Regions from separate parts of the Homo sapiens genome. Here regions 2, 3 and 4 are each linked to region 1. The links are chromatin contacts, found by Hi-C or POLR2A ChIA-PET in ENCODE. All regions are on one chromosome and are shown on one strand. Each heading gives the region's core, a stretch centred on a gene start or an enhancer-like site at or near the end of the contact. The rest is flanking DNA. Distances are from core to core; before and after follow the strand shown. Region 1 holds the start of NUB1 (negative regulator of ubiquitin like proteins 1). Region 2 holds the start of CUL1 (cullin 1). Region 3 holds the start of EZH2 (enhancer of zeste 2 polycomb repressive complex 2 subunit). Region 4 holds the start of ZNF425 (zinc finger protein 425).

Region 1 (2,760 bases), core at 82-2,581:
ATGCTCATCTGACTGGACCCTGCCATGGGGTGACACCAGGGCTTGATCTGATTGCATTCTGGATCTCACCATGCAGTGCCCATTTCTTAATTCAGTCCCTGCTTTGATCTGAGCACTCAGGTTCCGCCCCTGGTTGCATGCTTGGTTCACCTGGGCATCCTCAGGTTACGTGCGAAACCTTCCATCTGGGAGTCCATGCAACTGAAAAACAACTCACAACTTGGGTATATAAAAGGCGAATCAGATTGGTCTGGTGCGGTTATACAGTTATTAATATCCCTTTGTCAGAAGTCAAAATTACCACAAATTTAGATTAAAGATCTATTGGTTTTTATTGATTCATGAATCAGGATGGCATCTTCTCTGAAAATTTAGAAACGGTGCTCCAACGAGCTGGGCAGAGGAGGTGGGCTTTATAGGTAGAAAAGGGCTAAAGAAAGCAGCAACAGGGAACGAAAAACGGATTGGTCACTGCAAGGTTACAGGAGTCCCCTCTCGTCCACACACAGGTGGTGTGTCCCAAGACCCACAGTGGATGCCTGAAACCTCGGATAGTACTGCACCCCATTTTACATACACACACATATATATATACTATATATATACACACACTTCATTTTTCCTATACATACGTACATACCTACGATAAAGTTTAATTTATTAGGCACAGTAAGAGATTAACAGCAATAACTGATAATAAAATAGAAGCGTCACTGTTGAGCACAGCCTTGGGAATAGGACCTTGGAAGTAGGCAGAGCTCCCTAGGCCTTGTGGTCCCTAGTGGCCGTGGACAGCATGGGGGAGGAAATTCCCGGGAAGCAGCCTAATTTCACCCCAGGGAAGCCCCTGGTGGGCTTGTGGAGGGCGGGGTGAAAAGCCGCTGGTTTAGGGAAGGGGTCCAGCCTAGGCTGAGGAATGAGATGCGGGTTGGGACGGTCCCGACCCTTCCCCCAGCCTCTTTCAAGGATTCTGGAGAAACAAAGCCAGGATCCATTTCCTCTTGATGGCTGGCAAACTGAGCCCGGGCGGGAAGTCCTGGAAGACTGAGCCTGGGGTGGCGTTGGACACCAACTCCCAGGTCCTCGCCCCACACGGCCACATCCTCGCCCAGCCCCGCCTCCGCTTAGCTCCGCCCCGTCGCGGCTCCGCCCCGCGGTAACCACGCCCACACAACCGTATCCCCGCCCACAGCTGGCTTCGCCTTGGCCCCGCCCACAACCCTCTTTCCAAGCGGCGGCGGCGGCGGCGGCGCGAAGGCGACAGCGGCGGCGGGGGCGGGGCTGGCCTCACCCGGAATGAAAACAAACGGCGGCCGCTGCCGCATCCGGGCACTCTGCTGGTCGCGGCGGGAGTGGCGTGGCGCAGGTGAGGACACGGCGGCCGAGTGTCCTCGACCCCAGCCTCAGCAGCACTGCTTGGCGCCCCGGTTCCCGGTCCGACTGGGCACCTCTCCTGGCCAGGGGTGGAGCGGCCGCGGGGCGGGGGTGAGCAGCCATGCGTGGAGCTGGGCCGGGGCCGGGGCCGGGGCCGGGAGCGGTGGGCCGGGCTTCGGGACGCGCTGGCCGTTCGGGGCCCTTTGGTTTGCCCTGAGTTAGGCAGAGGTGTGGGGTATTTAAAAGAAAATATTGAGTGTATCGGTTTGGGGAGAGAAAGGAATAAATATGTCTATAAAAAATTAGCCAAATGCTATACTTGAATCGTAACACTCCGAGTATACCATTTGGGATTTATTTGCAATCAAAGCCAGATTTTCTTTGCTATTTAATGACAAGACACTTGATTTTCTCGAACCTTGACGACCTGATTCTATCATTCTCACCTCCTTCCCTTTTATTTTTAATCAAGAATCTTTCATTTTCCTAAGAAAAAATGAATGTGTCTTGACTAGATATAGTTGTGTTTCAACTATATATAATGTATACTTGAAAAGGTGTGGCTAAATGTAGCAATGATCGATTCATTACAAAAGTGAAAGTGAAATTTTTAAAGGATCGTTATAACGTTTCACTTTCTGCTTGGACCACGGAGTGATATTAATGAGTTTCGTCTTTTCTTAGTTACAATGTGAAACATTGTATGGCATGCATGAAACTTTTTCAGTTCTCATTTCAGTTAAAATTAAAAACTGACTTATTAAACTTGACTTAAAATATGTCGCCACTTACTCTGTTGTCTATAACTGAAGTTCCTTAAGTTTCAAGACAGTGGTTTAATTTTTTTTTAACATTAAATCTTATTCGGTGTAACCCTGGAGCTCTTGTTTGCTCCCTGGAGTGTCTGACACGCACTGGGTTTGTAACACTCCTTCGTCCTTCTGTCAAGTGGTGGCTTGGATGGCATCTTTTTAAAAATTTTTTATTTGTTTATTTTTTTAGTAGAGACGGGGTTTCACCATGTTGACCAGGCTGGTCTTGAACTCCTGACCTCAGGTGATCCACTGGCCTCGGCCTCCCAAGTGCTGGGATTACAGGTGTGAGCCACCGCGCCCGGCCTTGGATGGCATCTCTGAGTACCGCATCAGCCTTTCAAATTGCTTGGCTCCAGTAACCAGCCTGTGAAATTACTGTCCCCCAGTGGGGAGACAGTAGGGTTGCTGTGATATTTTATTCAGAATTTCTGAAGATTCATGAGTAGTATGTAAAGTAGTTTTTAAAGTTATTTGTGTTTGAAAAGCTAACGCTCTAAGTACTAATATGCTTTGCTGTGATAAGCCGTTTGTCAGTGCTTGAAAAATGGAGGATTCTCCCATGGGCCACCCA
Region 2 (2,760 bases), core at 142-2,641, 2.6 Mb before region 1:
CAGACCAGTGGGATGTTTCTTCTGAGATAACCCACTTTATGCAGGAAACAGTGTGGACTCTGGGGACGGCCTCTGCTCTGGCTGAGGATTTCTGTCCCAGAGCGGTACAGGAATCTGCGTAGTGTTTTAGTTTGGAGAAAACAGGAAGTTACACTCATCACATCTTTTGCCCAGATGATAGAATTCGAAATCCCCCCGGGGTTGTTCATGGAATGAGCCGCTCTGTTATGTTGTGAGCCGTGGTATTAATCAGCCACCCCTCACTAGGTGTTGGGGTTCCACCACGCTTCCTCCACCCCCCGTCACCACAGCAGCGGGTAGTATTTAGGTTGAATATTCCAAATAGTCAATTATGACAGTTAATTTCAAATGAGATGACTTCGAAGTACACGTGAAAACAATACTATTTTATATCACGACTCATGCCATCCGTATGTGTAATCAAAGCCTTCTAAGTCTTGATATGTCCTTACAAAGACGAAGGATAGAGTGAATGTCAAAATTTGCCAAACAGGAGTTACTGAAAGTCTGAAGGGGAAAGCCTAGTTAGGTTTTATCTTAGAAGTGATTTTTAAAACGAAACACGCAGATAAGCTCGAGCTTTCTGGAGCCGATTCCTAAGGCCTTGCAGGTGGTAAGGGGGTCGAGAATTGGCTGAGGTTCCTCGGAAGTCCGCGCCGATTCGGAGGGCCACCTCTGACTTTCTGATCTGGGGTGCAACCCCCAGTCCCTGTCCCGGTCGACAAAGGTGTGGAGTCAGGTTCCAGGCAAGCTGGGGGTGGGGGTGCGCACAAGGGAGGGGCAGGGGACTGGGACCCCCTCTTCTTCGGGGTGCTTCGGGCCGTTTCTCCAGAGGCTGGTGGTGTCCCCGACCCAAGCAGCTCAGCCCCGCTCGCGAGGTCCGAAGTGGCGGGAACGGGTCCTCCGCGGCGGTCCCAAGGCGAGGGAGGCTGTAAAACCTGGCAGAGAATCCGGCGCGCCGGGTCGGGGATGTCTCGGGTGCCGGGGGCAGGGGCCGCAGGCTCGCAGGTAGAAGCTTCCCCACGCGAGCGGGGGCCTCGGCCGCGGAAGGGGCGCCCCCGGGGCCGCCGGCAGCGGCGAGCGGGCGGGAGGGAGCTTTCCGGGCCCCTCCCGCGCCTCGGGCTGGCGGGGCGATGGCGACGACGGTTTCCCGGCTCCCCCGCCCCGGACGCCGATGGCGGTGCGTTCCGGCCCTCCCCCAACAGCTTCTCCCCCGCGGTCGCCGGAGCCGGTGAGGCCGAGAGGGCGGGGAGCCGCGCAGGGAAGGCGAGAGGGCGGAGGTTGCGTGGTGCAGGCGGCGGCGGCGGGAGGAGGAGGGCCGGGCGGGCAGGGGAGGAGGAGGAGGCGGGCGCCGTGTCGCACGCAGCTCCAGGCGGGGCAGCCCCGGTAGCTGAGGGACGCAGCTAGACCTTGGCGGGACGGGGCTTTCGCCGGGGCCCAGGCCCAGGGACCAGGCGGAGGCGTCGCGGGAGCCTTTGGGGCACCACAGAGATGCGGGTGAGTGTCGGCAGCCGCCGGGGCCGAGAGGAGGTGGCGGCGGCGGCGGCGGCGCAGGCCCGGCCCCGAGCCGCGGTGTCGCAGTGACTCGGGCCGCGACGGCCGAAACCAGGCGCCTGGCGAGGCCTGAGCCGCCGAAACGCGGCCGGGCAGAATGGCGGCCGGGCCGGGGGACTCGTGGGCGGAGGACGCCGAAGGTGGCAGAGGAGCGAGCGGGGCCGGGCCCTGAGTCACCCCGGACGGGCCGGGGCGGCCAGGCCTGGACTACGCACTGGGAAAAAGCACGATTCATCGCGCCTGGAGGCGGCGGCCTGGTGGCGCCGGCCCCTTTCCCCGCCGCGACCGGGCTGGGTTCTCGGAGGGTGGGCCGACGTGTGGCCCGGGGCGGCTCGGGCGTCCGCGCCTCGCCTGGTGAGGCGACCTCCGCGGGACGCCGGGACCCGTGCCCTTGCCCCCTCGCGCCCACGCTTCTTCCCGGCGCTGCTTTCCGGCCGACGCGTGTTCCCCTGTGAGCTCTGGGCTCAAGCGCAGGAGCAGCCGCGGAGCCGGGCTCTCTCGCTTTCCGGTTCCCTGCCCGCGGCTCTCGGGTTCCCCGCCTGCATTGTTGCGAACGTGCAGGGCGCTATTATTGGGTAACAGTCGCCCTTTTGCCCCGTTCTCCTGGGAGAGCGGGCCGGGGCATGCGCGCAGGGATGCTAGCCCGGCGGCCGAACCGGACAGAGCCCCCCGGCGCCCGCCTATCGCTCGCTAGTCGGGCCGGGCCCTGCGCTGCGGCCTCGGCGCGCCCCCGGTCCCAACGGGAGCGCGCGCCCTGACCCTGAGGGTAGCCGTGCGCCCGCCAGGCCGCTGGGACTTGGGGTCCCCAGACTCGGGGGTCGTCGCTTTTTTTTCCCTTAAGATCTGAAAGACCCCCGTTTCTGCCACCCGTGCAGTATTGTGTAGCGCAGACATAAGATAAGAAAGAGAGGAATGCTTGTAGACATTCCTTGAAATGAATCCCCAAAGTTAGGGTTTTCTCCCTGGCTGGCTTTGCCAAAAAGAGGATTCTCTTTTCCGATTGGGTCACTCTTGGTTGCTTCTGGTTCGTAGTAGGGGTTAGTGGTAAGTGCGCAAATACTGAATTGCAGTCTACTTAAATATTTGTTTGCTCTGTGTAATTGCTCTTTCCTGTAGTAGCATTAAAATCGTCAAAAGTTCTGAGTGGAGTAAACGATCACACTTTTTGGAATGCACTTAACGAAG
Region 3 (2,760 bases), core at 134-2,633, 2.5 Mb before region 1:
ATGCAGTCTTTTCTGAATCACCAAAGCTATTGTTCACAGAAAACGAGACCAATTAATAAGAAACTGCTAACCGTATAATCTAAACACACATTTGTCATAGCCATTCTATTTTGATCACCTACTTCTACCACCTCATCCTCATTCAACCCGTCGGGATTTGGGGAATAATCTGGCTGAATGACAGTTGATTTCGTTAGCACCTGTCGCCATTCTCAGATGTATCACACAAGTTGGCCAAAACAGCTTGTAATGTTTAAGGATTACGATTCTTTAGAAAGTGGCAACTCACTAGGCGTTCACCAAGTTTTCCAAAAGATCGTGCTTCTCGATTCCTCCCGCTTTCAAAAAGTAACCCTGTGGCACAGATTTTTGGGGGGAACGGAAGGGGATGTACACAATGAAGTGGGAATTCAACAGGACGCCCTCCAGAAACACAATCAATAGAGAGCAGAGCAGCTCGACTCTTCCCTCAAACTTAGCATAAAGCCAGACCAGGCGGCGAGGGCAGCCCGCGACCGCCGGAGCTCAGGGGGATTTCGGGGTGCGTCGTGGGGAAACGTCAGAGGCGAAGCTACTCCGAGTTCCCCGCCGCGAACGTCGTCCCGCGAGCGCCGCGGCCCCAGCCCGGGGTCGGCGCGCCCGGGACCGGGGGCGTGCGCGAGGCGAGGGCCGAGCCCTGCCCACCCCGGCAGCGGCCCGCGCCTCCCCACGCCCCTCTCCCGCCCGCCGGCGGGCCCGGGTGTCATGCCCCTTCCCCTCGCGCCGAGCCCTCCGGAGACACAGTCCGTCCTTTGTCTGAGTGCGGACTCGGCGGCTGGGTCCCACCAACTTGTGTCTGTCCCGTCCCACCCGGGCGCTCCCGCCGCGGCCGCGCCACACAAAGGAGACTTGAGGCTCGAGCTGCCACCCTGGACCGGGCACCGGAACGCCCCGACCCCGGCCCCGGCGCCCCGGCCAGGACAAGCACCGGGAAAGGAGCCCCCCACACGCCCCCCGCCCCGCAGCTCCAGGGGTGTGCGCTGCCTCACTCGCAGGGTCCCGCGGGCCAGCCCGAAGCTCACAGCTCCTTCCGGGGAGGGGGGCTCTCCCCTCACCCTCCACCCCCCGCACGCCTACAAACGCGGCGCCCCGGTGAGCCCCGCTCGGCGATACCCGGGACCGGCACAGCAGTGGCGGGGAGGTCCTGGCGCCGCCGCCGCCGCCCGGTTCGCACTCCCGGAGCCCCGCCGGCCGGGCCGCCCGCAGCGGCGCGTTACCTTCGTCCCGCGCGCCGACTCGCGTTGTTCCCGCGCGTCGCCCCCGCGCGCCGCCGCCGCCGCCGCCGGGGCTCCACTGCCTTCTGAGTCCCACCGGGTGTCGGACGCGACCGGACCGAGCGCCAAACGCGGCAGCCCAATCGCCATCGCTTTTATTTGGCCCCCCCAGCCCAATCAAGCGCCGCCCCGATTGGCGGGACGCGAGGCGGGCGCCCGTCCAATCACAGGGCCCGCCGGGCTCGGAGGCGCCGAGCCAGCCCCACGCAGAGTGCGCTCAGGGCTCGTGGGCGGGCGGGCACTGGCAGCGCGTGCGCGCGCGGGCGGCGGCGGGGTTCGCTGTAAGGGACGCCACTGGCCGTGTGGAAGCGCCGCCGCCGTCTCTTTGTTCTTTCGCTGAACACACGGCGCCTCTCAGGAAGGCGGTGTGCAGGCACGCGGGGACCGGGAGACATCGCGGGGGCCCGGAGCCCGCCGCGGACGGGAGGCGGGGAGGATAGGTGGCGGGAACCGGCCGAAGGGCGGGACGAAGCGCCGGCGGCTCTTGGCGGGAACCGGCGCCGCAGAGTTCCCGGGCGGGGGAGGGGCGGGGCGGGTGCTGGAAGCCAAGTTTGAACCAGTTCAAAACTCGGGGGTGGTAACGGTTTTAACCGCCGCGCTCGTTTCCCCGCGCGCGGAGCCGAGGCCCGGGCTGGCCGCTCCTAGTGGTGCCCGGGGAGGGGAGGGCGCGGGCCCCGGAGGTCGGCTCAGCTGTGGCGCCGCGTTTGCCGGGAGACGCTCGCCCGGCCCGCGCGCTGCCGCCGGACCCGTTACTACTTTTTTTTTTTTCTCCTGAGACGGAGTTTCGCTCTGGTTGTCCAGGCTGGAGTGCAATGGCGCGATCTCGACTCACCGCAACCTCCGCCTTCCGGGTTCAAGCGATTCTCATGCCTCAGCCTCCCGAGTAGCTGGATTACAGGCATGCGCCACCACGCCCGGCTAATTTTCTATTTTTAGTAGAGACGGGTCTTGGTCAGGCTGGTCTCGAACTCCCGACTTCTGGTGATCCGCCCGCCTCGGCCTCCCAAAGTGCTGGGATTACAGGCGTGAGCCACCGCCGCCGACCCGGGCCCTGTTTGATTATGTCTGCTGCTGCCTTGGCCGTTTTTTCCCCCACCGCTGGACTTTGGCTGGCCGAGCTTGCAGTGCTTATCGCCCTAGAAACCTGTGAAAGGGCGACATTGCTGCCATTTCAGACCCTTCCACTGTTCGTAGTTCTAAGCACGTGTCAGTGTTAAAAATCCTTTATCAAGATGAGCACTGTTCACTTGCCGCCTCTGCAAAGTGTGAGGATATTTGCAAGGCGCGGTGGCTCACGCCTGTAATCCCAGCACTTTGGGAGGCCGAGGCGGGCGGATCATAAGGTCAGGAGATCGAGACCATCCTGGCTAATAACGGTGAAACCCCGTCTCTACTAAAAATACAAAAAATTAGCCGGGCGTGGTGGCGGGCGCCTGTAGTCCCAGCT
Region 4 (2,760 bases), core at 23-2,522, 2.2 Mb before region 1:
CAGGAGATTCCCAATCACTTAAAGAGGAGAGAAAAAAAGAAAGCCTGGCTGTAGAAACAAAGCTTGGAGAAATCAGAAAAGAATCTGTACCTGCCAAAGGAGGGTGGGGAAAAGGAGTGGGAAGCAAAAGGGAAGAATCAAATGCAAATAAGGAGCATTACATTCCTAAGATTATAAAATTTCATTGGGGGCACAAGAAAAACTTGCACACTTAAGCAAGTTATACTTAACTGAATGTAACAGGGTTTCTTGGATTAAGCCTCAGGATACGCCTTTCAAACTCTAAAACCGGTGCTCAAATTTTCAATACTACATTACAATACTACAGCATTTACGGTAAATTCGATTTACGCTAACCACCCAATTCATTTTAAGTTTTCTGTCCTTTCCTAGAGGGAGCGGTCTCCAATTTCTCTCAGTTCCAGCTTTCCTTCTCCTTTTTCTCATCTGCTTAACACTGATGTGCTTCTCTGAAACTACCTTCAGCAGGAGAGCACGGGCCCCAGAGAGACCCCGAGGTTCAGAGCCCCGACACTGAAGGCAGGGACAGCGTTGTTGATCTGAGCCTACAACAGGCCGAGAAACAGATCTTTCCCACCCGGATTCTTTCTCCCAAACCAACTTTTATTTATGTATTAAACAGACGGGGTCTGGCTGTTGCCCAGGCTGGAGGGCAGTGGCTATTCACAGGCGCGATCCCACTAACGATCAGCACTGGGGTTTTGCCCTGCTCGGTTTCCGAGCTGGGCCGGTTCCCCCTCCCTGGGGAACCTGGTGGTCCCCGCTCCCGAGAGGTCACCACACAGATGCAGAACTCAGAGGCACCGCGCGACGGACCTAGCGCATATACAGCGCAGAGCTCCCGGGCTCAAGCGCTGCTCCCGCCTCAGCCTTCCGAGTGGCCGGGGCCACAGACGCGCGCGGCCAAGCCCGGCCAGACCAGCTTTTCCCCAGGTCAATTCCAGAACAGCACACGCAGCAAGACTGCACCTTCTCCAGCCCAGCCCGGAGCTCAGTCCGTGGGCCACTGCCAACCCCCAGGCCCAGGCCCCGGCCGCCCCACTCCCTGGACGCGGACCCCAATCCAGCTGCGACAGGGACCCGAGTTTCGACAGAGCCTGCATCCTCCACCGGCCCTTCTTACCGAAGCCGGCTCGGCCATGGCGGTTCCGCACGAACCGGCCCTGCCTGGCACGGCCTCCCCTCCGCTCCGCCCCAACCCAACTCCCAGGTACAGCCCTGCTGGCCCCCAAAGGCAGAGCCGGCCGGGCGCGGTGCATGCTGGGACTCGGCGCTCGGAAGCGGAAGCCGCTCCGCCCCATAGCGCCCCCTGCGGGCGGGAGGAGCGGCGCCGCCAGAGGGAGTCGGTCCTCAGAGGAGGGGCCCGGGCACCCTCCGTGCGGGCCGCAGCACGCCGGTCTTTGAGGGACCCTTGGACTCCCGGATCTGCATGCGAGGGATGCGGTCGAAGACGAGATGAGGGAGCTGACGGGAGGGGAAACGGAGGGGCAGGTGAACATGGAGAGAGCAGGAACAGGGAGAGAGTAGGGACAGCGACTGGGAGACGCGCTCCACAGAAACCCGGACTGAGAGGCAGCGAGAGGGTGAGAGTCCGGTGCTGTTCCTTCCAAAGCTGCCCCCAAGTCAGGGATGAGCTCGAGGGTTTCGTTTGTGAGGGGGTCCCGGGAATCCAGCGAGGCCGGGTAGGTGGTGGGGGGCGCGCGGTGGCCCGGGGTGTCCGTCCCGCCGGGGGCGCGGAGGCCGTGTGGGCCCCGGGCATGTCCCGTCGGGGACGCGGAGGAGGGGTCCGCCCACCACGTCCGGTCCCCGTGGGTGCAGCGCCCTTCTGGGCTCCCCGAGCGTCCACACTCCCTCCTTGGCAGAGAAAGGCCTCGGGCAGAGACCCCATGCGGAAGCCACCCCGGCCTCGGGGCCGCCTGCGGGGACTCAGGGTCGCCCAGGGATGCGGGCCGGGCACCCCTAGCCCCCGGCGGGAGACTGTGACAGAGCGGGAGAAGACGGAGGAGGCCATGACACAGGGCGTGAGAAACACGAAGACGCAAAAACGGGAGAGGTGGGAAGACGCAGAAGGGGAAACCAGGGAGAGACAGAAAGGAGAGAGAGGGCAAGGAAGGGGGTGGCGACTGTCCCCAGAAAATCAACCTCGCATTCTGTCCTAGTCATGTTTTAGGTGTCAGGCTAAAGTAACAAATGAAAAGTGTGTAGTTAGAAAGGATGTCCATGAGAAAGTAGTCCCTGCATAGGCTGAGGAGCGTGTGCACATCTGTATTTGTCCCGGAATCGTGAAATGTAGATGCACCTTACTGATTAAAGGGTTAAAAAAAAAAAACCTTACATTAAAACTAACGTTTCGGATGGGCGCGGTGCCTCACGCCTGTAATCCCAGCACTTTGGGAGGCGGAGGCGGGCGGATCACGAGGTCAGGAGAGCGAGACCATCCTGGCTAACGGCGAAACCCCGTCTCTACTAAAAATACAAAAAAAAAAAAAAAAAAAATAGCCGAGCGTTGTGGCGGGCGCCTGTAGTCCCAGCTCCTAGGGAGGCTGAGTCGGGAGAGTGGCGTGAACCCGGGAGGCGGAGCTTGCAGTGAGCCGAGATCGCGCCACTGCACTCCAGCCTGGGCGACAGAGGGAGACTCCATCTCAAAAAAACCAAAAACAAACAAACAAAAAAACTAACGTTTCTTTGGGTGTAAAGTTCTATGAATTTTCACATATGTATGTATACGTGTAGTAACCA

The links. Hi-C counts contacts between places; a loop is a spot of excess contacts on that map. ChIA-PET counts read pairs that join two places held with the same protein, here RNA polymerase II (POLR2A). Pooled maps may share reads with other maps.
Region 2: a loop to region 1 is called in a map with no recorded cell type, with 12 times the contacts of the local background. The contact joins the promoter of CUL1 here to the promoter of NUB1 in region 1. A Hi-C loop is called at or near these places in 1 of 37 single-sample maps with no recorded cell type and 6 of 50 pooled maps. POLR2A ChIA-PET finds 5 or more read pairs at or near these places in 1 of 52 experiments (GM12878).
Region 3: a map of CD8-positive, alpha-beta T cell shows a loop between it and region 1 (7-fold over the local background). The contact joins the promoter of EZH2 here to the promoter of NUB1 in region 1. A Hi-C loop is called at or near these places in 1 of 168 maps with a recorded cell type or tissue (CD8-positive, alpha-beta T cell), 3 of 37 single-sample maps with no recorded cell type and 8 of 50 pooled maps.
Region 4: a loop to region 1 is called in a map with no recorded cell type, with 6 times the contacts of the local background. The contact joins the promoter of ZNF425 here to the promoter of NUB1 in region 1. A Hi-C loop is called at or near these places in 2 of 37 single-sample maps with no recorded cell type and 7 of 50 pooled maps.

The regions. Positions count from the first base shown.
Region 1 is chr7:151,340,481-151,343,240 of GRCh38, forward strand. NUB1 (negative regulator of ubiquitin like proteins 1) reads left to right here and starts at 1,332. Exons shown (of 15, transcript NM_001243351.2): 1 at 1,332-1,366. RefSeq lists an enhancer at 953-1,454 and silencers at 1,052-1,251, 1,422-1,601.
Region 2 is chr7:148,697,512-148,700,271 of GRCh38, forward strand. CUL1 (cullin 1) reads left to right here and starts at 1,392. Exons shown (of 22, transcript NM_003592.3): 1 at 1,392-1,518. RefSeq lists silencers at 247-306, 967-1,996, 2,297-2,396 and enhancers at 577-626, 1,694-2,419.
Region 3 is chr7:148,882,908-148,885,667 of GRCh38, forward strand. EZH2 (enhancer of zeste 2 polycomb repressive complex 2 subunit) reads right to left here and starts at 1,384. Exons shown (of 20, transcript NM_004456.5): 1 at 1,257-1,384. LOC124901767 (a long non-coding RNA gene) reads left to right here and starts at 2,282. Exons shown (of 2, transcript XR_007060579.1): 1 at 2,282-2,576. RefSeq lists silencers at 548-1,137, 1,298-1,667, 1,788-2,017 and an enhancer at 638-1,329.
Region 4 is chr7:149,125,052-149,127,811 of GRCh38, forward strand. ZNF425 (zinc finger protein 425) reads right to left here and starts at 1,273. Exons shown (of 4, transcript NM_001001661.3): 1 at 1,145-1,273. The coding sequence starts at 1,162. It also overlaps the pseudogene RN7SL521P and a transcript of ZNF398 not described here. RefSeq lists enhancers at 1-188, 436-987, 988-1,539, 2,203-2,252 and silencers at 698-871, 1,603-2,042.